Linked DNA regions of Mus musculus: all the other regions are linked to region 3. A link is a loop called in an ENCODE intact Hi-C map of the cell type or tissue named here. Cell type or tissue: left cerebral cortex. All regions are shown on one strand. Region 1 holds the start of Gm39331 (a long non-coding RNA gene). Region 2 overlaps Gm31698 (a long non-coding RNA gene). Region 3 holds the start of Cadm1 (cell adhesion molecule 1). Region 4 has its middle 77 kb from the start of Gm31816. Region 5 holds the start of Gm31816 (a long non-coding RNA gene). Region 6 overlaps Cadm1 (cell adhesion molecule 1). Region 7 has its middle 11 kb from the start of Gm39331.

Evidence for each region. Hi-C counts contacts between places; a loop is a spot of excess contacts. Peaks named below come from ENCODE experiments on the same cell type or tissue, not always from the same donor. Only the 100,000 strongest peaks of a DNase experiment are listed, where the experiment ranks them.
Region 1: it touches region 3 in a loop (4-fold over the local background); 3 of 42 quality-filtered maps call a loop at or near these places.
Region 2: a loop joins it to region 3, with 2.7 times the contacts of the local background. A loop is called at or near these places in 2 of 42 quality-filtered maps.
Region 4: a loop joins it to region 3, with 5 times the contacts of the local background. A loop is called at or near these places in 3 of 42 quality-filtered maps.
Region 5: a loop joins it to region 3, with 2.0 times the contacts of the local background. A loop is called at or near these places in 2 of 42 quality-filtered maps.
Region 6: it touches region 3 in a loop (4-fold over the local background); 5 of 42 quality-filtered maps call a loop at or near these places.
Region 7: it touches region 3 in a loop (4-fold over the local background); 3 of 42 quality-filtered maps call a loop at or near these places.

What each region holds. Positions count from the first base shown.
Region 1 is chr9:46,953,076-46,957,075 of GRCm38, forward strand. Gm39331 (a long non-coding RNA gene) reads left to right here and starts at 2,555. Exons shown (of 3, transcript XR_870715.1): 1 at 2,555-2,827; 2 at 3,658-3,780. In left cerebral cortex, no CTCF peak of the experiment used is centred here; DNase peaks (open chromatin) are centred at 2,285 and 3,442; H3K27ac peaks cover 981 bases.
Region 2 is chr9:47,124,079-47,128,078 of GRCm38, forward strand. All of the region lies in intron 5 of Gm31698 (a long non-coding RNA gene), which reads right to left. Among named protein-coding and RNA genes, the nearest start is that of Gm31698, 58 kb to the right of the region's middle. In left cerebral cortex, a CTCF peak has its summit at 2,364; a DNase peak (open chromatin) is centred at 1,624.
Region 3 is chr9:47,527,960-47,531,959 of GRCm38, forward strand. It overlaps Cadm1 (cell adhesion molecule 1), which reads left to right and starts at 2,393. Exons shown (of 11, transcript NM_207675.2): 1 at 2,393-2,546. The coding sequence starts at 2,414. In left cerebral cortex, CTCF peaks have their summits at 1,757, 2,228 (motif pointing right) and 3,622; DNase peaks (open chromatin) are centred at 659, 1,849, 2,315, 3,223 and 1 more place; H3K4me3 peaks cover 2,538 bases; H3K27ac peaks cover 2,705 bases.
Region 4 is chr9:47,443,184-47,447,183 of GRCm38, forward strand. No RefSeq gene overlaps it. Among named protein-coding and RNA genes, the nearest start is that of Gm31816, 77 kb to the left of the region's middle. In left cerebral cortex, no CTCF peak of the experiment used is centred here; a DNase peak (open chromatin) is centred at 2,432.
Region 5 is chr9:47,365,332-47,369,331 of GRCm38, forward strand. Gm31816 (a long non-coding RNA gene) reads right to left here and starts at 2,913. Exons shown (of 5, transcript XR_001779164.1): 1 at 2,881-2,913. In left cerebral cortex, a CTCF peak has its summit at 2,035 (motif pointing left); a DNase peak (open chromatin) is centred at 3,467; H3K4me3 peaks cover 875 bases.
Region 6 is chr9:47,583,136-47,587,135 of GRCm38, forward strand. The region is part of intron 1 of Cadm1 (cell adhesion molecule 1); the gene reads left to right. Among named protein-coding and RNA genes, the nearest start is that of Cadm1, 55 kb to the left of the region's middle. In left cerebral cortex, no CTCF peak of the experiment used is centred here; DNase peaks (open chromatin) are centred at 2,297 and 3,916.
Region 7 is chr9:46,964,133-46,968,132 of GRCm38, forward strand. No RefSeq gene overlaps it. Among named protein-coding and RNA genes, the nearest start is that of Gm39331, 11 kb to the left of the region's middle. In left cerebral cortex, no CTCF peak of the experiment used is centred here; a DNase peak (open chromatin) is centred at 2,060; H3K27ac peaks cover 762 bases.

The DNA.
Region 1 (4,000 bases), 570 kb before region 3:
ATAGAATATCACCTTGTTTCTAGTCTTCAGTGTCATTTTTGTATCTCTTGACATTTGTGCATGTTGTTTTTCCTCCTGGGGACAGTTCTGCCTTCTTCTTTTCTGTCAAACTCCTTGTTCTTCTTCAGACACCAGTTTGAGCATGTCTTCTTTGGAGAGACCTCCCTGAACTCCAGACTTGATGAGCCCTTTCATAGCAGGGGACCCTGCCTGTCTGTTCCTACCACCATGAAATTATATCTCATCCTTCTGAGCTGTTGTTGGCTGGTTTGTCTGAGTTCTAAAAGCTTACAGGCTTCTTTGAGCAACAGTAGCAATGATAGCTGTGTTTCTATCACCAGGCATGCACTAAAGAGCTTGTCAGATGGATGAATACCATATTTGGAGTCTCTGTGGGGCTTTAAATCAGAACGATCCCCATAGACTCATGTATTTGAATGTTTGTTCTCAGATCCTGGAACTGTTTGGGAAGGATTAAGAGGTGTGCCCTTGTTGGAGGATGTGTGTCACTGGGGATAGCTTATGAGGTTTCAAAAACCCATGCTCTACCCCCAACCTTATGCCTCCAACTTGAAGATCAGATGTAAGCTCTCATCTATTACTTCAGCATCACGCTTGCTTGTTTGTTGCCATGCTTCCCAAGGTGATGAGCATGGATTCTGGAATGCTAAGCCCCGGATAAACTCTTTCGTCTATAAGTTGCTTTGGTCATGGTTCCATATCCTTAACATTAAGTAACCTGCAGCCAAATATCAAGGGATAATCAGAACTAACTTAGGTGTTTATCTCTCAGAAGATGCAGGATGCATGCATTCATCTTGTTCTTGGGTGCATTGCGTAGACTTTCATTTCTTTTCAACCACTGGTCTCTTCCTTTCCACAGGAAGAGAAAGAAATTGAGAATGCTTGCAATGATAACACAGTATCATAAGATGCTTCAGTTAAAGTGGAACCGGCAAGGAGTAAGAATAGAAGACTTAAGAAAAGCCAAAATGGAGAAATTCATGCTTTAAAGCCTGAGCTTCCTAGCAACCAAAGACAAAGAGGAAGCCGTCGGTAACAAAATTTGCATTGTCCCTAGGTAAGAGTTATACCTGTTGCCTTGGAGGAGATGAAGCTAAGGAAAATTTTCTCCTGAAGGCTTCAGAATGCGACATAGAGATCTACCAGGCAACTAGGCAATTTAACAAAAAGACCTTTCTTACATTAAATGCAACTGCTAAACTCACGTAGATTTTCCTTCAAGCATTGCTTCAGTGCAAACTTAAAACAGTATGCCTAAACACATCCAGCAAATCTCCTTTTACAAAAAGCCAAAACCACTTGGTCTAGATGCATAGCTCTGACTGTCTGCCTTGATCCAGGGATAAAATCTAGTATATCTGTAGCAGTAGATGGGCCAGGTGTCCTTCAGATAATCCTCCGTGAATATTATTTCTTGTACCCAGGCTTTTCCTGACAGCCAGCAACAGACAATTTGAATTTATGTTTCCTGTCAAGGCTGTGGAGCGTTGGCATTCTGTGCTATCAACATGGGATAGACCTACATCCTTTGCAAATCAGCCAAGCAGGCGGCAGGACTGCCATCCCCTTATGAGATCTAGTTACTATTTGTCCATCAGGCTCATCCTGGCGGGCCACCCACATCCTAATGGTCCCAGGAGCCGAGTTGAGATATCCTCTTCCCCCCATACACACGCACTTTCGTGCACAACGTATATGCAATACCAGGCAGATGTCTTTGGAGGATTTTGACTTACTTTCAAGAGCATTTGGAAAAGAGAACATGAAGAGATTTTTCAATCCCAAGATTAAATATGCAGAAGAAGACAGAGTATTGGCTAACTTGGGGGTGCAGCATGCATTCCTATCAAATGCAGTCTTTATTGCATTTCAAACACAGTGCTGGAAGAAGGCTGGGCAATGCTTCCCAACACCCTATGTTACAAACGTCACAAATACACTCAGCAGGTTTAATAGGCTGCCTGAAGCTGCTTGCCACATAGTGTCAGAAACAAGGTTTGTTTGTTTGTCTGTTTGTTTGTTTTTGTTTTGCTTTGCTTTTAAACACAAATCCTCTGCTCTTTGCAATTCCCATTTAAGACACTAACATGTTAGCATCCTATGTGCTTATATAGTACTGTAGTGATTTCCTGGGAAAAATAATAGAGCTACAAGAGGGGGTTACAGCTAAAATAAAAGGATTTGAGGCTATTTCTGCCAGAGTTATGAGTCATAAGTACTGGCCACTGGCAGAGGCTCTGGGATTTTCTTGTAACCTTTAAAACTTACAGGGGTTTTTTTTTTTTGGCCCTGGAGAAATTTTGAGGCTATTCCATTCAGAGGCACCCAAGCCTTCCTTGAGTGTTCTGCTTCTGACAGTTTCTTTCTGCCATCAAGTCTGGGCATGTGAGGACCATAGGCCTGCTGGCCACCTGCTCATTCTCTCAGCCACACTTGTTGTGCTGGGGGGGGGGTGGGGGGGGCGGCGGCTACAGTTTTATCAGAGTCTCAGCAGGAGGCATTTGTCACTTCAGAGAGTGCAGATGAAGGGTTGTGATGCAGGGACAAGTCACAGAGGTGTGAGCAAGCTGGGGAACCAGCCAAGCATGGTAAAGATCAGAGACTGGAAACACACACACACACACACACACACACACACACACACACACACACGGACAGACAGAAGAACAGGATGGACTCCGGAGAAGGGGGTTGTGGAAGTGAGGATTCTGCTACTAAGGAACCCTCCCATTTTTTCTGCCCGTCTGTGATCTCTGTGAGACCTCCATACCTGATGAGAGCCTGGGAGGCACAAGAGTCTGAGGTTGGCCTCCTGATGTCAGAGCAAAGGGCAGATGAAGGAGAAGAGGTCAGGGCTGGCCAGGGACAAGTGAACGGTGACCAGCTCCGTGGGCACAAGTCCCACAGGGCTGCTGCTCTCCTCTGACTTTGGAGACTCTAGACATCAGGCACAGGAACAAAGGGGACACCCACAATCACCTTAGCAGTGAGTGCTATAAAACCAGCAGCTGCAAAAGAGCGAGGGGTGGGTAGAGAAGCAGCTGAGGTGGTGACACAGGCAATTGACAGCTGAGGTCATGGTGGCCTTATTCCAGTGAGGGAACAGAAACTCTCATCAAAGAAAATGGTAGATGGGGGCAGAAGGAAGGCAGCTTCCAAGTTGTCCCCAGGCTCAGTCTTGTAAAGGACAAGGCCTGTCTCTGGTCTGTTGCTACTCCACTGTAGGACTCACAAAGGAGAAAGGCCTTAGAATCCCCGGGTACAGCCCAGCCCAGAGCTTTCTGCCCTGGAAGCCTGGTTTCTGCTGTTCGCAGCAGCACACTGAGCCTCACACACCATGGCAACGGACTCACTGTGATGAGGAGGAGGTTTGTGGGCTTACGCAGTGAGAGACAAGCGTGGGGAAGGCAGGCCACTGTTACCAACTGCCAGGCAGTGACCCAGAAAACACTGCAGACTCAGGTGGCTTCTCCCCAAGAGCTGGGAGAGAGTGGCAGCTGGTGGACAGTTGGCAGAGCACCCACACTCAGCCAGAGGCCTCTCGAGTGGTCTTGGGGCTCTGAAATGGGCTATAAATGGTATTGTGAGGGACTCACACTGCCTTCCTTAACAACCGCCATTTCCCTTCCCTAGAAATGCAAGACTCTATATTGTATGAAGGAGAAACACAGAACTAACATGGCCGTCCGGGGAAAATTTCCTAGAAGAAATGACTTCCATGCTGAGATAGAGTTGGCCTGGGACAGAGAATACCAGGTTATTGTCCCAGCTAGACACAGGGGAAGCAACAGCCAAAACAAAGAGGAGGGGATGTGGTGGCTTAAGACTGGTCCCTAGAGGCTCACATATTTGAATACTTGGTCTCTAGTCAGTGAAACTGGTTTGGAAGGATTAGAAAGTGTGGTCTTATTGGAGGAGGTTTTTCACTGGGGTGGGCTTTGAGGTTTCAAAAGCCCATGCCATTCTCAATTAACTC
Region 2 (4,000 bases), 400 kb before region 3:
TTTTCTCATCTACCCAGTCATATGTGTTTGTAGCCATCAACATCCTGATTGCTAATTAGTCTAGAATCTTTCTACAACCCTTTCAAGTGCCCTGAACTTTGGAGAGTCCTAAAATAACCATGGTATGGTTAAAAAAAAAAAAGCCCTGGCAGCCCCCTTTCCTGGATGTACCTTAATGTCTCCTTTGAGAGAGAAGTTTCCTCCTGCAGCCATTAGGAAAGTTTTAGAAAGGATCCGAGAAGGGACCAATGTGAGACTCCCATCAGTGAAATGTGTCTGGACATTTTCAGGGCTGAGCAAACCATATGTCTTCATAATTTGGTTGTGTCCTAGTCTCTGGGGCACCCTGGCTCTATTGAATGCCGAAGGAGTTATTTAGGATCATAAATAATATTATCTGAGAGGGTCCACTGGGTAAACAGAGTCAGTGTGTAAATTGTCGGAGTGTGATATTGATTGTTCTTCACTGACTAATGAATTATTCTGTTTAAGAGCCCAGAGAAGAAGCGCATAGCATTTCAAGGCAAGGGGCCCTTTGAAGAATTTTCTTGAAGAAAGGCTTGTGTCTAGTGATGTTGCCTGCTATAGCCGAGGGAGATCACTTTGTCAGCCACTATGCTGTCATGGGACGATCACAGGTCACCCCGTGGGGCTGGGATCCCAGCAGGAGTCACAGGATGAAGGGGCTGGATAGATGGAGGTGACTGCCAAGTCCAATCAAACCCAGCCCTGCCAGGCAGATTTTATACGCACTCTCTGTGGTGCTTAGAGGGTTGAAGTCCTAACGCAAAAGTGCCCCAGATGTGGAAGCTGGAGTCAGACTCAATGGCATGATTTTGTGTGATATCTATGAATTAATCATTTCATGCTCTTACCTTCTCCCAGTGACTTGCTAGAGGCCATTTGGGTCCATGTTGGAAGGAGATAACAAAAGGCTTGTGTTTTAGCTAGTCTCTGTATCTAACTTCCTTCTATAGAGTCACACGCTTCTGAGCCTGTGTTGTAGCTCCTCTCCCTATTGGGTGTCCCCAACCTGCCCAGTTTCCATGACATCTTGACCATTTACATATCCCCACTCTCTTTACCACAGAATGTCTTTTCCCATCTCTCCCTCCACCCCATCTGCAACTGCCATGTCACTCACATTTTTCTTATTGGCTTTTCTCGCTTCTGTGTATTTTGGACACTGCTTATTGTACCTATGTGTTGCAGATCTGCTTCTGCCCAACTTTGGTCTGCCTTTTTCACATCCTTTATGCCAATGACTTGGTGAACACACATTCTTAATTTTGATGTAGTTAGATGATCAGGTTTTTAATGTATTATTAATGCCTTGTGTATTTTGTTTCAGAAATTTTCCCTCACTCCAAGTCACAAAGATATCTTCCTTTATTTACTTCCAAAACATTTTCAGCTTGGCCTTTCACACTAAAGTCTTTAGTTTGCCAACAAATTGTTCCTATGATCTATGCATTATGGTAAATTCTTTTCTTGGGTCTCCCACTTGTTTCTTATGAGTATAGGCAACTGTCCCAGCCCTGATGTTAAGGTGTCCCACATCTCCTGCCCGATGACTGGCTCGTCTCCAATGACTCCTGGAATCTCTATCCACCATCTGTCTCTTCTCTCCTTCTTTGGTCTCACGCCTGAGCCATTTACTTACAATTTATTCTACAGTGGCATGTGCATGCCCATGGTTTGCACACTAACTCCCTAGGACAGAAATAGCTTCTATTCCTTTTCTCCAATCCACTCCCTCACCAGTCCCTACTACCTCACAAATACCAAGCTCTCTGTAAACCCAATGAGCACCTTTTAAAAGGACTGAAATGTCAGGCTCTGTCTTCAAACCACACTGCACTGGGCCATCCTAGGAAAATCTAGTTTGGATCATTCTGGAGACACCACAATTTAACTCCACGTTGGTGTTTTGTATTGTTTTCTTCTGAGCCATCTGAGTTTGGTAGAATGCGTGAGGCTGATTAAACACTAGGGGTAAAGTCATAGAAAGCACTCACCTGGCTTTCCCGTGTAAATCTAAGTCACAAAGGGGCCTCAAACCACTTGTTACAAAGCAAAATCCACAATAAGTGAGATGATCCCCAAGTCTACTCTACAGCTCAGGGCAGCAAAGGCACTGTGGCAGCCCAGGATTTCCAGCATGCTTCCCTACACAGCAGAGGGCTCTCAGAGACTCTCCTGGCACCAGTGAATAAAGACATCTCAGTCTACCTAGTCAGATCTGCATGCTGGCCTGCAAAGGGAACTCTCAGCAACTCAGAACACAGTGGGCACTACTAGTTCTTGCCTTTAAAAGAAGTAGCCTCCACATAACTAATGCTGGTGGTACTGCAGTACAGGTTCCAACCAGGTGAGGGAAGTAGAGGCTTGTACTGGTACAAAATGGTTAAGAAAGGGATAAGGAGTTGCCTCAATGAGCACTTGCCACGCAGGCTTGAGGATCTGAGTTCAAATCTCCAGCATTCACTAAAGGATTGGTAGTAACTGACCAATCTCATAATCCCAACTCGTTTGTTTGTTTGTTTGTTTGTTTGTTTTGTTTTGTTTTTCAAGACAGGGTTTCTCTGTATAGCTCTGGCTATCCTGAAACTCACTCTGTAGACCAGGCTGGCCTTGAACTCAGAAATCTGCCTGCCTCTGCCTCCCAAGTGCTGGGATAACTCTTTGAGGAGGCAGAGACAAGAAGATTGCTGAGGCTTGCCAGTTTTGAAGCGAGCTCCAAGGTTAGTGACAGAACGGAGATAGAACATGATATCCAACATCCTTCTCTGGTATCCGTGTGTGTGTGTGTGTGTGTGTGTGTGTGTGTGTGTGTGTGTGTGTGTACAGGTGCATGGGTTGCACACGCACCTACCCCACACACACACACACATGATTGCCCAAAGGAAAGGATAAGGTAAACAGACGCCATGTTCCTCATTCAAAGAATACTTTTAAAACATTCCCTGTGTACTGGGACCTCTCTGCTGAATGCTTAAGCCTTGAGGATGACACAGATCCCCACAGCACTGAACATCTACTGTTCTCCTAAACAACTACACATCTTGGCTATAGGCAGCCTCCTGGGTTCCCTTGGTATCTAGAAAAAAGGCACTCAATCAGATTCCCTGTCCCCAAATAGCAAAACTGCAAACATCCAATTGAAACTCCTTCATGACATCACCACCAGAGATGCAATGGCTGGGAAGGAAACTTCCCGAGCCCCACCCAAGTCATCTGCCTTTGTTTGCTGAGTTCAGTCTTCAAGTTAATTCAGAGCAAAAGACAGTTACTTAAATCCAGATATTTTATCTTAATGTGGGTAATTCCCATAATATTATACATTAAGATGTCTGACTTCAGCTGCCACCCAACAGGCGGCAGGGATGTCGTTTCGGATCTGTTTTATCGCTGCAGGGGCATATGTTTCTATTGTGTTTATGGCACATGAGAGCCTGGCACCAAACGGGTCTAAGATTCAAAGAGGGAAACTGAACCAGTTAGATGAATCTGACGTTTGTTTATAAGGTAGGAGCTCAGAGCTGGAGTTTGCACATGTGCCATTGTGTGTGTGTGTGTGTGTGTGTGTGTGTGTGTGAAGAAAAAGAGGGAGAAAAATCTCCGTCCTTCACGAGGACCTTGGTGTTCGTCTATACCAACTACAAAAGCTATACCTTAAAGAACCAATGGCCCGTGTATACCAATCCCTGCCAAAGGCAAAGCCAGTACCTCTCAACTGATCCCAGCATCTCAGCAGTAAGAAAGTCAAATGCAAAGAAGACAGCTTCTGCTCCAAGCCACGCCCCCTCGCAACATCCCACTCAGCCTTCTCAGCCAAATTAGCCAGGGGTTGCTTGTGTGGGACTCATTGTGTTGCCTTGGCTCTGATACACACCAAGATAGGCTGGGGCGCTGCCAAGCGATTAAGCGATTGTGGCTAACCTATTCGTTGAACTGTCTTCTTCTGCAATATTAAAAGTTTTATAGCCTCAAGCAGTGC
Region 3 (4,000 bases):
ACTGCGTGCTGAGAGTGGGAGGACTCGGGCCTGGCTAGATTCTCTTGGAGCCTCAGCCTCAGGAGCAATGCTTTTCCTTAGGAGTCTGCTGCAATCCTGTTATTTTCAAAAAACGTTTCTGGGTTGCTGGCATATTTTCACCTTATGTTAAAAATACAGCTCTCCTTTGCTTATTATTCATGCATCATGATGTGAAATGTATTCCTTCACTTAACACATATTTATTGAGGCACAGTGCAGCATCGTGGTTAGTTGTGAAGGCTCTGCCTCTCTGTCTGCAATTAGAAATTGTGATTTTTTTTAAAAGGCTGGTGCTTAATTTTTCTAACCATGCTATATTTAAAAAAATGGGGAAAATAAATAGTATCAATTTTGAAGGTAGTTTCAGAGACTAAAGAAGATTGTGCACAAGAATTTCTTGATAAGAACTCAAGGTCACAATAGTCCTTTGTTAACTATAAACTTGATATCAGCTCAAGGTCTTTATAGTAGCAGTACTATAAAGAATAGTGAATATTGTTGAGTGTCCGGCTCTGTACTGTTGTGGCTGACATATAGGATCTGACTTTGCAGTCCGTCCTGTCCTGTTGTCAGAATAAACAGTCTCTGAGTTTTTCATTCTGATTTTGGTAGAAATCTGCTTTGTATCACGTCTAATCTAGGTAGTTTCACTTCTGGCTTTTGCAGACTGGGCATTATCCTGGCGGTCACATGGTGTTGGTTTTCTGCCTCGTATACTGTGATTTGCCTACTGGAGCTTTCTCCACTTCTGGAGGACTGCTTGCAGTTCGTGCATTGGGGCCTGTAATTACAGAGCAGAAGATCCAGGGATGTGGAGACAGGGCAGTTTCGAAAATTAGTTTATGCATAATGGATAATATGAGGCTGCTTTAATGTGTAACTCATTTGATGGGTTGGCCGATCTTAACTTCCTTTTGATATTTATTTATTTATTTTTAATTTATTTGCAACATGAGGACAGAGGGCTTGGTACAGCTCTTCTAGACTATAGTTCAGATTCAGCAATTTACATTCAGTAATCTCTTGGTCATTTAGCCACATATAATTTGTCATGGTTTGTTTTAGCTGTTGTGATATTGATATTTATTATGCAAATTGTATTTCCTACATCTTATTGTTCTGCATTCTATGAATACTTAAATTATTATAAACCTTTACACTTAATACGGCTCGTCCTTCAATTTGATGCTTGAGCAACAGAGGGTCAGAGCACACACGGTCTTCTAGAGGGAAAGAAAATAAGTAATTAAAAGGCAGACAAACAAGAGAGCCGGCTGCCTTGTTGAAAAGAAATCAAAGATAATTTCGGGGAGGGAGGAAGTGTGTCCAGAGATGCATGCAAGTCCCGTCAGCGGGAGAACCTCTCTGAGACACAACTAAAGTGAGGACCTGTTGGTCTCTAGATGCCTTAGAAAGGACTGGAAGCATAGGAGAGAAGGGAATTGAACCGAGCCCTGGAAGAGGAACTCGACTGACTCTATCACTGCCTCGGTTCCCTACATTCCCTTCCCCACGACCCTGACCGGTAGATTTTTTTTTTTTTTGCTTTTGTGTGCGTGTAATCTTAAATATTCCATATTACTTATATGCTATAATCTACTAAACATGGGAAGGACACTTCCAACAAGCTGGGAAGCCTGAGCACACCCACCTTGATTTACCTTTCCCCAGAATCTACAGCCAAACATCCACTTGAAAATCCCAGAACCCCGACTCCACAGCTTCAGTCTTCCAACTATCCCCTAGTCTGCCGCTAGGCTGTTGAGCGGGCTCTCCTGCTCCGCCGGACGTGCAAAGCACGCATGCACTTCTCTCAGATTGTTTTGTCAATCCGGGGACCTGCATTCGCACTCTCCACTCCCGGGTTTCCCAAAGATCTTATTCCTTCGTGCAAGGTGAGGGAAAGGAAATTTTGTAACGTATGACTTCGATAGGCCGATGCCCACGCAGTGCCCCGGCCCAGGAATCTCGCGGTCAGACTCTCCGACCAGGAGTCCGCCGCGGCGAGTGGCGTAAAGGTTCCTAGTAAAGGTGCACGAAAGCGAGAGACCCGCCTCCTGAAGCCGCAACCCCCTCCCCAGCCACCGAGCCGGACGCGGGCCAGTACAGGTTCTCCTCCTTCGGGGAAGCGAGGCCGAATTTTAACGTAAACATATTTGCATAGGCCCCGCCCCTCGGCCCCGCCCCTAGGTGGCGCGGGCGCGCGGCCGAACGCTAGCGCCAGGGGGCGGGGTGGGGGAGGGGGCTAGTTCTCGGAGAGCCGGGTTGGGCTCGAGGTGCCACGATTGGTCGCTCCTGACTCCGCCTCCAGCGCATCTCATTAGCATCTCATTAGCTGTCCGCTCGGGCTCGGGAGGCAGCCACCGCCGCCAGTCTGAGGCAGGTGCCCGACATGGCGAGTGCTGTGCTGCCGAGCGGATCCCAGTGTGCGGCGGCAGCGGCTGTGGCGGCGGCGGCGGCGCCTCCAGGGCTCCGGCTCCGGCTCCTGCTGTTGCTCCTTTCGGCCGCGGCACTGATCCCCACAGGTAGGTTGTGGGCACCCGCGGATTGGTCCCGAAAACCCCCCCGGGCACCCCCAGGAGCCGTAGCTATGGAAGGGGGGACGTTTCCATGACAACCTTCCCCCACTTCCTAAATCCAAAGCGGCGGGAGCGTGGCAAGGAAAGTCGGGGCTGCGATGGAAGGGGCCGAGGGGTCGGCGCCCCTTCTCTCCTATCCGCCGGCTGCGGATGGGCGCCCTCAGGGATGGCTGCACCCACACCTCTTCTTCCTGGCGTAGCGCGGGGTGCTGAGTGGAGTGGGCTCGGGGCCGGGGGCTAGCGCGTGGGGGGAAGGGGAGCCCTCGGAGGCGCCCCGAACCTTCCGGACCCTCCGAAACTCGCTCTCGTCCCTGGAACTTGCAGGTCCTCCTGTGTCCCTGGGCTAAGCTTTCGCCCCCTCCGTTCCAGCTCGCCCCCCCGATCGATTCTCCATTCCCCGAAGCTTTCTCCTTCGCGGGTCCCCAGGACATCCCCACCGTCGTGTCCTCTTCCCGGCTTGCCCGCGCTCTGCAGCCAGGTCCCCCGCCCGAGAGCTCTGCACGCCTCTCGTGTTTCCCTCCAGCCGAACGCTGCCCCTCGGCCCCCTCCGCTAGGCTGCGGGTCGGCTTGGCTGGAATCCAGGCAGGGAAAGTTCCCGGCTCGGGGGCGGCCGCTCGTCGCCGCCGCTGCAGGAGGGCTCTTGGAGCCCGCAGGTTGTCCGCGCCACCGAGGCCTCTGCCGCGAGTGGGGATCCGGGATTTCCCGGCTGCGCGTCCTTCGGGCAAGCGGCCCGCAGGTGGTGGCGGGGGCGTTCGCGGCCTCTGCGGCCCGGCGTGCGCCCTGCGGGCCTCGGGGCGCTCCCCGCGTGGCCGGCCGTCTTGAGAATCTGCCCGGGTGGCGGCGGCTCGGCGAGCGCCGCGCCTTCCCTGAAGACGCCGAGCGCTTGGCAGGAGCCCCGCGTGTGGCTGCCCCGGTGCGGGGCGCGTTGGCGCGGTCGCGAAAGAAGAGGGCAGTGTTTGCATTTGCTAACAAAAGGGAGCCGGAGCTCTTCCCCACCGGAGAGGCCGGCCGCGCTGCGACCGCCTTCCCGCCACCTCGCCGCTCTTGCCCGCCGCACGGTGTCCCCGTGCTGCTGTACCGCCTGCCGCTGCCTCCTGGCGACCGGCGGGACCGAGCTGCACCGGGCGGTGGCGAGAGGGCTTCTGCGCGAGGGGATGCGCTAGGGCTCTGTGCCTGCAAAACCCCTCGCAGCTCCGAGCTGCAGGACCTGGGAGCAACAAGTGGTGGAGGATGCTGCGAGCTCATCCCCCACCTGCGGAGCCCCCAGCCCGGGAGGATGCAGCGCTGGGCCAGCCAGCCTGCGGTTCCGGGGGCGCCTTTCTGCTTGGGTTGTGTCTTTTGTTTACACGCTAGAGGACACATAGTTATGTAAACACCGCAGGAGACGTGCTGTTGGGGGG
Region 4 (4,000 bases), 85 kb before region 3:
TCTTAACAACAGCCATTCTTACTGGGATGAGATGGAGTCTTGATGCTTTTCTGGCATTTCTTTCTCTGACAGCTCCATCCACACCTTTTTACTGCCTGTTGCTATCTCCTTCATCACTTTGTTCCCTAAGCATCCAGAGTCCCTCATGGTCCTCAAGCACAACCCCATCCATGTCCTTGCTTCCAAATCAAGAGGAGGGGGCAAGAATCTGAACATAAAAAGATGTGTGCTCTCTTAATGCCCAAAGGAGTATGTGAGTTCTGTCCTTCTGAAGATATGCAGAGTGTGTATGTATAGGATGTATATGGGATGTATATGCATGATGTGTGTGGTGTATGTGTGTATAATGTATACATATGTGATATATATACATGTGTATATGCCAAATATATGTGAGATGTATATATATATGTATAATATGTGGCTATGGATGTATATGAAATATATGCATCTGTGTGATATATTATGTGATGTGATATATATATATGGTGTGATATATGATATATAATTTATGTGTGCATAATAAATATATGTGATATATATGTATGTAACACATTGTGTGATATGTGTGAGCTGATGTAAATGTATGATATGTGTATATGTGTGTAATAGATGCACATATCTAATACATATATATGTGATGTGTGTATATGTACTGTGTAGATATATGTGTGTAGCATATGTGTGCCACGTATGAGTATAAATGATGTATATGAGTGTGTATGATATATGTGTATGATGTGCAAGTAGCTAGGATGTACGTGTGTGATGTACAAGTATGTAGGATAGATGGACGTGATGTACGACTATGTATTATGTATACGTGTGTAGGATGTATGTGTATGATGTACAAGTGGATATGATGTATACATGAGTATTTTTGGCAGAAGTCAGTTAACTAGCTCCTATCTTCTGTGTTCACTTAATGTTTGGGGAGACAGAGTTGTGCATAAGCAAACACTGAGATATCAATGGCATTAGAACAGATATGATTTAATAGAACAGCACACACACACATGCACATCTACAAGAAGAGCACAGAATAAAAACAGATAGGTGGATTAGCACTCAGATCATGTCAAGCCAGGAAGGCATGTGCCTCATTGTTTATTACATGGGCACTGCAGCTCTCTAAACCACTGGCTCCGTGCTGAGGGTGTTTACCCCCAACCATAGGGGACATTTCGCAACAACTCTAGAAATTTTGGGTTGCCACAAGTGTGGAGGATGCTGTGGCATCTAGTGGCCAGGCTCCATGCTAAATATTCCTCAGTGCTCTGTGTACTCCCAGAATAAAGAATGAGCTGGCCCAAATATCAATCCTGTGAGAAACCCTCAATTACTTTCTCCCTCCTGGCCTTCCAAGATTGGAATCCTGCATGGGTGGGTACAGCCACAGTGTTGGGAAGCCACCCATGGCTGGCCCCCAGGGACCTGGATATTTGTTCGTGAGATGACCTCCTTGTCCTCTATGCCCTAGACAAGCCCACTGAAATAATTAAGTCCAAAAAACCTAGGCTATTTCCTGAATACCAGTTGCTGTCTCATCTGAGTGCCCTCTGGCTGTGAGGGGGGTGGGGGTGGGGTGGGGGTGGAGGTGGGAGGATGTCAGAGGAAGAAAGATAAACTCCAGATCTGGAGGAGAAGTGGCTCAGACAAGTCAGTGCCCAGGAGGTATGAAAAGTTCTACTCCCCACCCTCACCCTGCCTCCAACCAGCAGAGCTTTCTTTTCCACCAGCAAACGAGACAAAACATCAGGCACACAGAGGTGGCAAATGTGGCTGTCTGTGATTAGAGAAGTCTGAAGCTGTATCAGAGGAACTCTGGTCATATGAACATGACTAAGTTCAAACCCTTCTAGAGTAGAAGAGTTTGTAAAGGGTACAGGGAGTAAGGGAGACTAAGGGCTGGGGATATACTCTCCTGTGAGGCTCAGGGTACAGTACTTGCTCAAAGCCCTTGGGTTCTAACCCAAGCATGGCCAGAGAAAGTAAAGGCGGGAGGGAGGAAAGAAGGAAAACACATGAGCCATGGGAGGGGAATTCAGGACAAACAGAAAATCTTTAAGATCAACAAATGTCCTGTAAATGTCTGTTCATGGTTGGGAGATCAGGACAAAGATCAGGAGGCTTCCTTCTGTGGAATGAATGCTCTCCTGTCCTTTCCTGTGATTGACAAACTGACAGAAGATGCTGGGGTGTGGTTTAGCTCTTCCCTTTGTCTTTAGGAAACCACAGAGAGTGGGAGTCAGCCGCTATAGACCAAGCAGGAGATTTAACAGTGACAGTTTGGGGGCGACTCATGACTGATCATCACTTCCTAAGACTAGATATGCAAATCTTCTTAATTTCGGGGTTCGGCGTGGAGAACTCTTGTTGCTGGGCTCTGAGTCATATCCTCTAGTCTAGCTTCGATTAGCCATTAAGCTGGCATTTGGAACTCTGTGGTCTGACTCATCTGTCTCTCCTGTAGCTGGGAACAGGTTTGTCCCTTCCTAGGATGTGACACCCTTAGATGTTTACCTTGTCCTGGGTTCCTCCTCCTCTGCTTCTTAGTTGATTCATGTGTTTATCCATCTCTTGCCTGCCCCCGTAAACACCCTTCCCACTCCTAGCCAGTCCCTGCAGACTGCAAACTTCTTGAGACCAGAAACTAAGTCTTTTGTTCATGAATTTTATGTCTACAGCAGTGTTGAGCTAAGACTTAGCTACTAAGCAGATATAAAAAAATGATATTTGAGGCTGGGGAAATGGCTCAGCTGTTAAGAGAACTGGCCGTTCTTCCAGTGGACCCGGATTTAATTCCCAGCACCCACATGGCAGCTCAGAACTGTCTGCAATTCCAGTTCTGTCCAAAAAATCTGACGCCCTCACACATGCAGGCAGAATACCAATGCATATAAAATAATTTTTTAAAAAAATTAATTTTAAAAACTTTAAAAATCATTGAATAAATAGAATGAATAAAAGACTTTGAAATGCCTTGGTATTACATAAGACCCCAGGACCTTCCCACAACCCTAGGAGAAAAAGCCTCCTTGACAGAGATTACACATCCCATGTTCTCAGAGGTACAGGAACTGAAGCATTGGATTTAGGAAGACATAAAGAAAATTTCTTGTGGCCAGATTTGTAAATGAGATTCCTACCCATGAAACATGATTTAAGATGGGGGAACTGAGGCATGCCAATGGTATCATTTTTTCCTAAGGATTCCAAATCCTTGGGATGCTACCGTTTCTTCTATAGTCTTCTTTAGGGACCTACAGAGACAATTTGGTCCCTGGTCCTCCTTCATAGTGACAGTCGCTGAATATTGTCCTCTCTCTGGCTCTATCAGTCCCTATAGTTTTCTGTCACACTCAGTCAGTAGCCTTATAGTCAGATACTAGCAGGAAAGTGTTGCTGGCTGTCATGCCTCACTACAAGTTAATTTATCTTTTTGGGAAATGTATCTGCCCTGTTACTGACCACGCCTTGGCTGCCATATTCAGGAAGCCATCGGGATCGTGCCTGAACATCCCGGACCCTGCTTATAAATCTGATATATGAAACAAATATTTCCTACTAAAACCACAAGAAGAGAGATCAACAAGCACACATGTGCGATCTCTCCTGTAAGGGTGTAAAGCAAAAATCGGAACGCATGCTTGGCTAGGAGCCGGCTCAGTTGGTAAAGTGCTTACTGCTCAAGCATGAGTTTGGATCTTCAACACTCAGGGAAAAACAGCTGGGTAGATCAGCAGTGAAGCCACTTGGCACCAACCTCCGGCTTCCACATACATATCGATAAACAAAGGAAAAGCATGAAGAAAAATAAAAGGGTATGTTGGGGGCAGACTGTGGCAGCGCCGTTATCTTGAGTCTTTGCCAAATCCTCAACCTGGGTTAGACCGTCAGGTAATAGATGAGGTTTAGCTGAAATGGGGGACCAGGAAAAGCTTTGTTGATACAAAATAAAAGAGTGTGTTAACTGTCCCATCTCCTGACCTCAACGAGG
Region 5 (4,000 bases), 160 kb before region 3:
GAGCCATTTTCACTATTACAGTGTGTGCAGCCTAAGCCTGGAGAATTTTCTTCTGGGAGGGAAAATTGATGCCGGGGTTACCATTAACCCCCATTATCACAGCACGCCCCATTCCAAAACTATTCTTGGGAATCAAAGGGCCTAGAAGAAGCTATAGAGGCCCATGGTGAGGTTGGTACCCAACATCACAGGTGCTAACGGCCAAAGTCCATTAGCCCCAAGTCTCAGAAGGGAAGGAGAGAGAGTGACACGGAGGGGGAGAAAGAGAAGCAACATTTACAGGGAGGATCTGGCCATGTGTTTTGCCAGGAATTCCTAGGCTCTGCATGTCGGCCTGCACACTGCACTTCACTGGGTAGAGGAGGCACTTGCATGAACTGAATAGCAGGAGCCAAGGCTAACTTCTGCAGAGACTCCTCCATTCCAACTTAATGTTCTGTCCAACAGGAGCTACAGCATGGTAAAGGAAGCTCTACAGGACCTGCCCTAGGGGGCTACCTATCCCATTTCCACTCCTTCATCCAACTGACAGGATCTCGCTCTCTCTCTCTCTCTCTCTCTCTCTCTCTCTCTCTCTCTCATCTAGAAGGGACAGCAGTTGGCTGTCTATCCAGGGAATTCTAGATAGAAAGTAATTCCAAGCAATTATAAACCTAGTCAAGAGCCAGAATGATAGCAGGTGCTATGCGCTCCGTACTCCCAAGCCCACCAGCCCAGCCAGAAGACCGTGTTAGTACAAGCTCTTGCCAAAGAAAGAATGGCAACTATATGGTTAAAGTAGGGGCGCCAATGAACAACTGCTGTGGTGCCTTCAATAAGCTGTCCCTCATAGTCTCAGGTATTTGAATGCCTGGTCCCCACTTGCTGGCACTGTCTGAGGACGCTTAGTGAGTGTGGCTTTGTTGGGAGAGGTGTGCCACTCAGGGCAGGCTTTGAGCCTTTAAAGCTTCCTGCGTTTCTGGTTCTGTCTCTGCTTCGTGCTTGAGGTTCAAAGGTATGCTTTCAGCTTCCTGATCCCGCCTTTGTTCTAGCATCGTGGTCTCTAAACCTCTGGAACCAGATGTCCAAATAAACTCTGCTTTCCATAAGTTCCCTTGACCATGGTGTTTTATCGCAGCAACAGAAAAACAACTAAGACAGCCACCCACCCAGCTGACCTCATGAGCAAGACTGTTCTATGTTCTGATGGCGTTAAACCCAAATCTGACCTCTGGCTCTGTTACGTCAACCTTGTACTTGAGATTGTCTGTGAACTTCAGGTTTGTTTGTTTGTTTGGGTTTGGTTTGGTTTGGTTTGGTTTGATTTTGTATTACCTAGAAGTAAAAGTGACCATCCCACACAGTTGTTTGTCTCCATTAAATGAGGTCATGTGAATGATAGATAGTGCTCAGCACATCATACACACCTGAATATGGTGTTGTCCCTGCCAACGAAATGGCACAACCATCTGTACCATCATATACAAAGATAGGTGTATGATGAAAGAAATTTGCTAGTAACCACATCTCTCTCTCTCTCTCTCTCTCTCTCTCTCACACACACACACACACACACACACACACACACACAGTATCCATTCTAAAATGTCTACTGTTTATATAATGATCCAGCCTCTTTCCATTTGGCTTAAGAGTTTGTTTGCTTCAGTTTGGGTATTGGAGCTGCACTGTTGGCCAGCTCTACCTGTATTTTAGTTTCTAACAGAATCCTATAGTCCCAGCTGGCTTTGAACTGCAGATCTTCCCGTCTCTACCTCCTAAGTGCTGGGGTTACAGGCCTGTGCCACCCTCAGCAACAACCTGCAATTTCTTCTCTCCCAATCTTCCTGTCAGTTCCTTCTCCAGAATCATGAGCATGCCATCATCTGCTAAAGGGCCACATTGTCTTGTTGTTGGCTTCCGGAAGGCCAATGGGAGAAAGGTCACCAAGGTGTTAAAGAGCTAGAGGATAAAACAGCTGCCTTGGGCCTAGTTCTGTGCTAGACTCTGGGGTAAAGGTGAATCAAAGAGTCCTGCCCTCTAGGGGCTGCCAAAAGAGTGGAAGCAAAAGGACAGGTGCACTGGGAGGCAGCCAGACAGATGGAAGTCACTGGGAGGAGACCCAAGAGGGACACCCTACAGAGCCAAACAGTAGGTGCTCTCCTGCCCACTCACATTGCGAAGTTGACCTTTCTTAGTCACCAAGTGTTTAGTGCCGGAAGGGAGAGGAGGAGAACGCAGAGCTAAGTGCTGACGGGACGTCCCTGTCAACACAATGTTCCGCCTGGCCGGGCCTTCATATATAAAGATATTTAATGAATTAGTTAATTAATGAGAGGAGTTTGATTGATAGATCATATGGTGCTCGCAGCAGGGTGAGTCTGACCCTGCTATCGCCGCCTAGGCTGAAATCGGTCCCCCTCATTGGTCGGGAGAGTGCGGTGGCTCCGGCAATTTGCATGCATTTAATGTAGCTCTTTAATAGGATGTAATGTTAGCGAAAGCCAAAAGCGCAGCAGCTGTAACTTAAAAGACAGCCCCATTACTGCAAGCCTTATAATTAGGGTAAGAGGGAGACTCGGGCTGCCATATGTTAAACTCTTTTGAGGTTAATAGCTCTGTAAGATTTTTGCAATTTAAAAAAATTACACTTGAAGGATGATGACAAGGCTCATCAATGAAGCGACGTTGCACCGGAGGGAAGGGACAGGAAGATCCCATGGCCCCCAAGGCCCCTGTCCCCTGGGCAGGGCAAGGTGGCTCCTTTTCCCGACTCAAATCACCTAAGCTCCCCTCCTTTTGCCAACCTCTGAGCTTTCTCCACCCCAGCTCCATTAGGGCAGAGCAGCGATCTGGCGTCTGGGAGTCGGGTCTCTATCTCCACCTGGTTCCCCAACTTACCCAGCTTCCTCCTGTCCTATGCTTCCCGCCCTGGATGGGGGGGGGGGGGGGGCGCGTGCGCGCGCACCGGGTCGAGAAGCGCAGCGCGCCCTTACCTCGCAAAGTCCCAGGCAACTCCAGAGCAATTACAGGGCCCCGCAGGTTACCTGGCGTTGATTGCACAGCCGGGGCCGAATCAGGGAACGCGCAGCAGGCAGTGCCCGAGGGTGGGGGTGGGGGTGAAGGCAGGAAATTGAAGGGAATTTGCTTGATAATTATCTGGCCTAGGTCTTGAGGGTGTTTGTCCCTTTTGTGCCACAGCCTGTGTGGCGTGGGATGTGAGGCTGGATTCAGGACCTGGGGAACTGAGCAATGAATGAGCTTAGGTCCCAGAACGTGGCCGCCTGCTCCCCGGCTACAACAGATGACAGGGAGGACTTTCCTACTGGGTCTCCAAAAGGAGTCAGATCCACCCTCTCAGCCTCTGGTGCTTCCCGCCATGACTCCTTCTCCTTTGGCCCAGGGGAAAGAGGTGGGGAAAGTCTAGGGAGCAGATCTCTGGAGGCTAGAGCAGCCTGCACCCCCATATTTCCCTCAAACCGCCTGAGCTTGGCGGAGGAGCCTGGCAGAGCTGTCCGCTTGGCAGATCCTCTCCCACAGGAGTTCTGTCTCCAGCATCTTTCCCTTCCCCCTCTCTACCACACAGGAGTGCCCCACCAAATTTCTTGTGACACTCCAGACAAAACAACAACATGGTGGGGGAGGGAGAAATCCCTTTTATTTTTTTTTTTAAAGGGGGCTCTTGTTGGAAAATTACAGGAGGGATAAAATTACTGCTAATTGCACAATTATCTGATTATCTCTGGTACCAAAAATAAATGAGATCTTTCCCTCCTCCCGGCCACTTATAGAAGTCTCAGGGTGGCTCTTAGAGAAGAGACAGGTCTTTCTTGTCAAAACCTGGAGAGACCAGAGATGAGGGGCAGAGATGAGGGGCAGAGCTGAGAATGCAGGGTGGGGGGGATAGCAAGGTGAGGGGCTGAGGACATAAAGCAGAGAGACAACTGTCTAGGGCAGGGTGAGATAGACAGGGCTAGCGGGAATGGAGCAGCACATGAAGGTTTTGGGAATTCTGTAACCC
Region 6 (4,000 bases), 55 kb after region 3:
GGGAAACCCCAGGTTGCCTGGTCAAGAACCAGCGATTCCCTTACCCCCACTTTATTTCCTGTGTCATTTGATTCCCACATCCAAATTTTAATTTTAAGCAAGGAACTAACATAGTTAAGAAAGTTAATGTCGTTTGCTTGAATTATATGTCCTTTCTTTTTTGTTTTTTTGTTTGTTTTTTAAACAGCAGCCACAGTTAGTTTCAAGTCTTTTACTCTTAATTGACTAATCAATAAATCAATTTGGGGACAGGGATTTTGTAGCTCTGACTGGCCTCTCGACCTTCTTATCTGAGGTTGACCTTGAACTTATGACCCTCCTGTCTCTACCTCCCATGTAATGATGGGATCGCAGGCATGAGTAGCACACCTGTAGTGTTGGATTGGCTTCCTGGCTTTCTTCAGGTTTTCTTCTTGGAAGTTTGAGAGCATTTTAGTTGGTGGATGCCTCCTGCAGACTCTTGACTCTCTGGGGAGAGCTGGTTCTCCCGCAAAAAAAAAAAAAAATATATATATATATATATATACACACATATATATATATATATATATATATATATATATATATATATATATATATATTGATTAGTTAGTTGGTTGATAGTGTTTGTGTGTGTGTCTGGGTGTACACATGTGTACCACATGCCTGCAGGAACCTTTGGAGGTTAAAAGGGTATTGGGTCCTTTGGCACGAGGTTATAAGTGGTTGAGTCCTCCTGTGGCTGCCAGGAGCTGAACCTGGATCTCCTGCAAGAGCAGTGAGTACTCTTAACTGCTGAGCCATCTCTCCAGCCTGGGGGATTCTCTCTTCCCCGTTTCCTGACTACAATCCTAATTTATGTGACAGTCTTTTATACACATTGAGTCCTCTGACTCCCTGTAGTTTAGGAAAGAAGGGCAGCCTTGCTAGGAACCTTCTCCTAGGCTGAAATGATCAAGGGTGGAGTTTCCTGCATTTCCACGTCAGGAGTTCTCCTGTCTTAGATGAAGGCAGTAAGTAGTCTCTGCCTGTAAGTGGCCAGCTTGGATATTTGAATAAAAAGAGTATTATCTATCACAAACACAGTTGCTGCTGCTCCTTTGAAGGTCTCATCCTGCTTCAGGCCCTGGTCCTGGCCACCCAGTAAATCTTTCTGCCTTGTACCTCCTGTATTGTGATCCCTCATCAAGTTCAGGGTAATAGAGAGGGAGGATTAATCTGTTGTCCAAGAGATTGGCATCTCCGAAAGGCCACAGCGAGAAAACACTGGCATTTTGCTAGATATTTATATACTTTGATAAACAGGGCAAAACTCTGAAATAAATGACATCCTTTGCCTCAGTTAAGCAGTGTCATTCGAAATAAGTGACCGTGTGTGTGGCTTCTTTCAGGGCCTAATAACATAGGGAAGGCAGGTAATTAATACAACCAAGATGACAGTGGGCTGTAATTGTCAGCACACTATGGAAGTCAGGTACCTCTTTTCCTTCTCAGTCTGGAGAATTGCTCCAGTATGGGAGTGGAGAAGACAAAGGGTACGATAGCAGTAGTTTCATTTCTAGACGATTCTGAAAGCTATTTAAAAGTCAGTGCAGGGTGTGCTTCACAGAAGCAATTTCATGGCTCCTTTAGGTTTTTTTGTGTAAACCCAGATAACCAAAATGTTAGCCCTGATTGATTATTGAAAAGGAAGGAGTTACATCAAAGGTGTGTTGAAGCCTGGGTGTAGGATAAAGGCTCTGGGGCTGGGGTCAGGAGCCCACACTAGTCTGTGTTCTTTCATAGAGTCTCAGTTGTGATTGGGAATGTAAGGGGCATCAGAAAGATGCTCGTTATTTGAGGACTGTTTCTGAACTCGAACTGTGCTAGCCTTGGATCCCATTCACACTCACTGGCTCTGATGCCGTTTTCCAGTCCACGTGATCAGTTTGGAGCTTCAGCATAATTTTATTTCTGCTTCACAGTTCTTAAAATCCTGTTTGGAAATGTCATTAGGAGGATAAGGGATGTAATGAAAACTACATCTCCTCATGTACCAAATCAAAGTGCATAGTTATGGAGCGGGCTATCTATACTGCACAACAGTTAACAAAATGAATTGGCCGCTTCCTGCATTTGAAGTTGCATAGTGGAAAATTCAATGAAACATTCAATAACTGGAAAGATCACATCAGAACCGAAGGCTCATTTAGCTGGAGTCCCCCCACCATATTATAAGGGTGAATGTTCGGTTTAGAACCAGGCAGAAAAGCTGTGAATGAAGTTAAGGATTGTGGGAGGCCTGGAGGTGGAAAGATAAGTTAGAGGCACTGTGCCTGGAAACCCAAGTTGGGATGCCAGCAGAAGGAAACTGACAGAAAGACGGGCCTCTGGGGACCAGTATTTTATAAGAATGGCGCTCCTGTCAGTACCTTCCATTGGAGGCTGAAAGTTATTTTTCGAAACTGTCATCTGTCAGGCTCTTCCCTAGGGCAAAAGACCTCAGGTTAGTGGTTGAACTTGCTTGGACAAATCCAGTGAGTCTGCCCAATCCTCACGTTGTGTAGAAAGACACAGAATGTGGTGAAAGGGGACTTTTTTCCTCCATAGTTGGTAATAGTGGGGATTTATTCTGTAAGTAAACGAATTGAATATGTGAATGAAAATATAAATGACAAAGCTTGCTGTTTTTCTGGAGGAGTTTCACTTGCCGTGAAGAGATTTGTCATGAACTTGCATGAACAATGAAAAATAAAATCCAGCAAAACTTATACTTTCAGGCACATGTGGTTGTGCGCATGTACGTGATTGCGGTTGCCTATAACATAATGAGGCTGTTAAACTCACTAGAATGGGCAAAACCGTAAAGTTAAGCTGCTTTAAAATATTGCTGTCACACACTGGCTTAGCAGAATCCATGTTTTCTTATAAAACACGGAGAACACTGTGAGATGGCATTGTAAGGAAATGCACCTTGCTACCCTAAGCAGTAGGCACACCTTTTCAGAATGCAAATGTGCAGGACCCAGCGGGGCAGCGTACACATTCCTGAGTTTTCTTCCTCTGAGTTTTAAGTAGGTTGGTGGTATAGAAAGGGGCTGCGTCTGATTATGACTCTTTCAGGGGGAAAACTGTTTCACCAGACTGACCTTAAGTCCAAAATGGAGAGTAATTCAAAGCCCCAAGGGGGCTTAAGAAATGAAGGTAGCTTATTGGTTTTGGCAGCCAAAGGGTTGGCTGGAAAGACCATTGAGCCCCTTAGTTGACAGACAATGCTGACAAGCTGAGCCGAAAGCCTGTGTGCCATAGCAAGCGCAGTCATTATTTTCATTGGCAGAGTGTATTGCTCACAGTTTTGGGTAGTCTGTCCATTTTGTCAGTAATTTAATCTAGGTCGGAAAAGGCATGTGGTATGAACTGCTATTGTCACACATCCCCGCAGGCATACCTGGCAGGTTCCATTCCAGCTTTTAATGAGGAGCCTTGCTTTATGCTGGGGTCCTGCTGGTGCCTTGCAATATCTTTTCTGGGGTGTTTTAAAATGGAAGTTAGGTCTTAAATCGAACAAGGTGTCTGCAGGAAAGTTAATAAGACCCCCCTCCACCCCTACCTTGTTTTCTGCTCCTTGTAAATTTGATAATTAGGGAAGATTTTGAGACAGACTAAAGTATAGACGACACAGGATCATGTCTAAGGGAGTGGCTCTTTTTCCGGGGGTAGAATACCCTGATTTACAATCAGGATGTTGAAGATGGAAACTTTACACATTCAAAATGAGCTGTATATTTGCTGTAGTTTGATTCCATGGTTGGCGCGTCATAAGGTAAGACATGACACTGCGCATCATGGCGTTTTATACTCCTGCCCCAGGAATTAAGCTGGCACGCTTACAGTAGGGGCATGTTGATTCTGTGCTCTTGGGACGAATCCCATTCTTGTCCTTTCTTCTCTTGAGTCTTCCTTACGCCTCACTTTCTTGCACCAGCTGTTCTTGTCTGGGATTTCTGTGATTTCATCTTAGAATTGCAAAATGAAAATGGTT
Region 7 (4,000 bases), 560 kb before region 3:
ATGCAGGCTGTCCCTCTGCCCACTGCCTGCAGGAATCTCTTCTCATTCTTGTCCTGCGGTCAGGGAACATGTGTCCCGGGGTGAGAGGAAAGCCCAGAGCTATTCATTCGACAATTGCTCCTTTCAATCTAGATTTGTTTTTTGATTTGTTTTCTGTTTGTCTTCTCTTCTGGGGAGGGAGGGTGAAGTGGGGGAGCGGCAGCCTTTTCTTGGAGCTCTGTTGATTTCTGCTTCTGCTGTGTAGGGATTTTCAATGACGAGGGTTTGATTTTCCTGCCTCCTTGGGAGTCTCATGCAATTTTTTAAAAACCCACTGGCTCTAGGAGTCCATTTCTGCTCCACGTTGCCTGCTGAGGAACCCAAGGCCTCCAGACTGAGCCAATTTTCCTTCTCCCTGTTTTGTGTGAGATGTGGAAAAGTCTTTGACTTAGGGTGCTTGAATGGAGTTGGTGCTGAGAGCTAGTGTGTGTGTGTGAGTGTGTGTGTGTGTGTGTGTGTGTGTGTGTGTGTTGAGAGAGAGAGAGAGAGAGAGAGGAGAGAGAGAATATATATGTATGTATGTTGTTGTTAGTGTTTGTGTTATGTATGTGTGTGAGTGTGTGTATGTGAGAGTATGTGCATGTGTGTGTACATGTGAGAGAGAGTTCGTATATGAGAGTGTGTATGTTTTTGTTAGTGTGTGTGTATGTGTGTGTGTGTGTGTGTGTGTATGTGAGAGTGTGTTAATGTGCATGTTTGTGAGTGTGTGAGTGTGTATGTGTGACTGTGTATTTGTGAGTGTGTGTGCATATATGTGACTGTGTGACTGTGTGTGTGTATGTGTGTGAGAGAGAGTATGTATATGAGAGTGTATATGTTTTTGTTAGCGTCTATTTGTGTGTATATGTATGCGAGAGTGTGTATGTATGCATGCATGACAGTGTGTATTTGTGAGTGTGTGTGTATGTGTGTGTATGTGAGAGAGAGTATGTGTACGTGTAAGAGAGTACGTATATGAGCATGTGTATGTTTTTGTTAGTGTGTGTGTATGTGAGAGTGTGTGAATGTGCGTATGTGTGATTGTGTGTATTTGTGTGTATGTGTGATTGTGTGTATTTGTGTGTGTATGTGTGAGTGTGTATGTTTGAGAGTGTGTGTGTGAGTGTGTATGTGTGAGTGTGTATGTGTGACAGTGTTTATTTGTGAGTGTGTGTGTATGTGAGAGTGTGTGAATGTGTGTGTGTGATTATGTGTATTTGTGTGTGTATGTGTGAGTGTGTATGTTTGAGAGAGTGTGTGTGTGAGTGTGTATGTGTGACAGTGTTTATTTGTGAGTGTGTGTGTGTATATATGTGTGTGTATACATCAGGGAAAGTGTACCTCTAGACAATGTGCCTTTGCTGAGTTGAAACAATGACTCTACAGACAATGAGATTCCAGTGAGCATGCATCTGCTCATGACAACTGCATACCCTGGAGAGAGCAGATGCTGACATCAGTTACGTGTATACTTAAGCAGGTAGAGTATCAAGACATAGGCCAACCACATGTGTGCTCCCAAGGCTGTGTGTGCTATCAGGTGTGCAGACCTCCATGAAACCTACAGCCAGAGACTTGCTGTGTGCAAGTGTGCCCGTGTGTTAGCTATCAGATGGAACTGTGAACATGTGCAATCACAAAAACATGTATGGGGCCTGCACCGATACACCAAGTTCAAGTCTTTGACTTATTGCTTTCTACAAGAGCAGGTATCTTTCAGTATATGTGTGCGTGAGTATAGACAAACACACATTTGCATGTGTGTTTCTGTTTGTGTGAACATTTGGGCATCCCAGGGCGTGTCTTTGTTGGTGTGGGTGCCCATTGCCCAGTGTGCATCTGCGGTTCCAGGGCACGTGTTCAGAGGGAGCTCGAGCAAAGAGGCTTGGGTTTGAGGCTGAGGATGTAGGGACTCATTTGCATGGTGTTCCCTGTGTTTGAGTTTGCTGTGTTCACAGCCCTGGAGAATTTAAAACAACAATAGTGACACCAACAAAGAGGAGTGGAAAATGATGTAACCCCGCATACATTTCTGGAGCCTCGGGAATGGTCCCTGTGCAGGCTATGATTCCAGCGGTGTCCGTTACCATGGTTATGGCTAAAGAGACTGCTAGCTCCTGTTTATTTTTAAATCCCCATCTCCATGACACCCCTTCCTGAAGCCCAAACCTCATCCTATCCACCCCAGGCTTCTTTTCCTCTTAGCTCATGGGGTGAGATCTCCACTCCCTCTACATTCTGAGGGGAACCTCGAAGGGTATTCTGACCCTTACACTTCCACCCTCCAGAAATCTAGGTGCCTCTGGAGGGTAACTCTAGATCAGAAGGCTTCTGGCAAACTACAGAGCTCTGCCGAGAGTCTCCCTTCCTGCTTACCCTTCGTATGAGCTCCTGGTCCAGCTTAGAGTTGGACTGTCAGGATTAATGGGAATAAGCCCATACAGAGATGGGTGATACTCATTTCATGACAGCTGAGCCCACCAGCCCAGGCTGAGGGTAATGGGATAGAGGGAGGAAACCTCGGGAAATAGAGCCCAGCCCAGGATGCCTTGGGCTTCATGCAATCTAACCTACCTCCTTTTAGCCCCCTGTCTGATTTGTGTTGGGTGAGTGAGGAGGAAGCTGAAAGAAGCAGAGTTTACCCTGAAAGGGTTGGAAGGCTGGGTAAAGTCGGGCCGAGGTGAGCCTTGCTCACAGGCTTTGGGATTGTACAAAGGCAGGGTAAACGGAGCCTGAAGCCATGGTTTACCTTGGTATTTTTTTCTAGTCCAAGCTGCACTATCACCCAGCTTTAGGTTCAGGGTGACATAGATTAGAGAGGGGTCATGCTGACATTTCCCACTTTGGGTAATGACCATCAATGCTCCCTGGCTTCTCTCCCCAGGCAGTTAGCTCCTTTAAGATAAGATGGTCTTTCCAGACTCTGCCCAACACTCTTCTTCCTAGATTGTGAGTACCTTATGGAGAGGGCCTGTCTTCGTTACTATTCTATTGCTGTGAAGAGACACTATGGCCAAGGCAGCTTAGAGGAGAAAGCATTAAGTTGGGACCGTGCCTACAGTTTCAGAGGGCTAGTGCATGATCATCATGGCTGGGAGCATGGCATCAGGAAGATAGGCATGATATTGGAGAAGTAGCTGAGAGCTTATATTTGGATCCAAAGACAGGAGGCGGGGGGGGGGGGGCGCACTCGGGGTGTGGGGGGGAGCTTTTGAAACCTCAGAGCCTATCCCAAGTGACATACCTCCTCCAACAAGGCCATGCCTCCTAATCCTTCCTAAACAACCCACCAGCTGGGAATAAAATCTAGGGGCCTGTGGGGCCATTCTCATTCAAACCACCACAGGGCTCCCACTACAGCAGGCATTCAATGAATTAAAGCTTTTCTAGCCAAGACCTCTGAGCCCAGAGCCTCCAAACCCAAGAGCATCTGCACAGAGAATTACTGTGTGCTTTTCCTTTCTCAGCATGGCTTCCTTATTTTTTAAAAATGATGGGTTACATTGAGTTATCTCTACCCATCCAGCCTGACATTTCATAATTCTATTAACTAATTGAATTGGATGGACATTATGGAAAATGTTGAACAACAGGCTAATTTATCTTTGAACATGAACCAGATGCCCTGGGTCAAAGTCAGGTCAGCAGAAGGCAAAGCAGGTGGACGTTGCCATCTCTCTCTGCAGAGGTGGGCAAAATCCGACAGTCATTTGGGAAGCCTGCAGTGGAGTGGCAGGTGTGTGCTTTCAGAGAACGTTCCTGAAGATCAGGAAGTTTGGTGGCTTTCCGGTACTTTACAGTGGTCATGGGCTCCTTTGAATTGTAGCATCTCGGTGTGTCACTGCAGTGGTTTCAAGGAACAAAATTGGGCACTACAGAAAAGCTTTGTACTTGAGAAACAAGTCAGAAGGGTGCGACTTGGTGTGGCCAGGACCACAGGGACTCCTAGGTTTCCTGGGTCATCTCTTGATAATTGCATCAC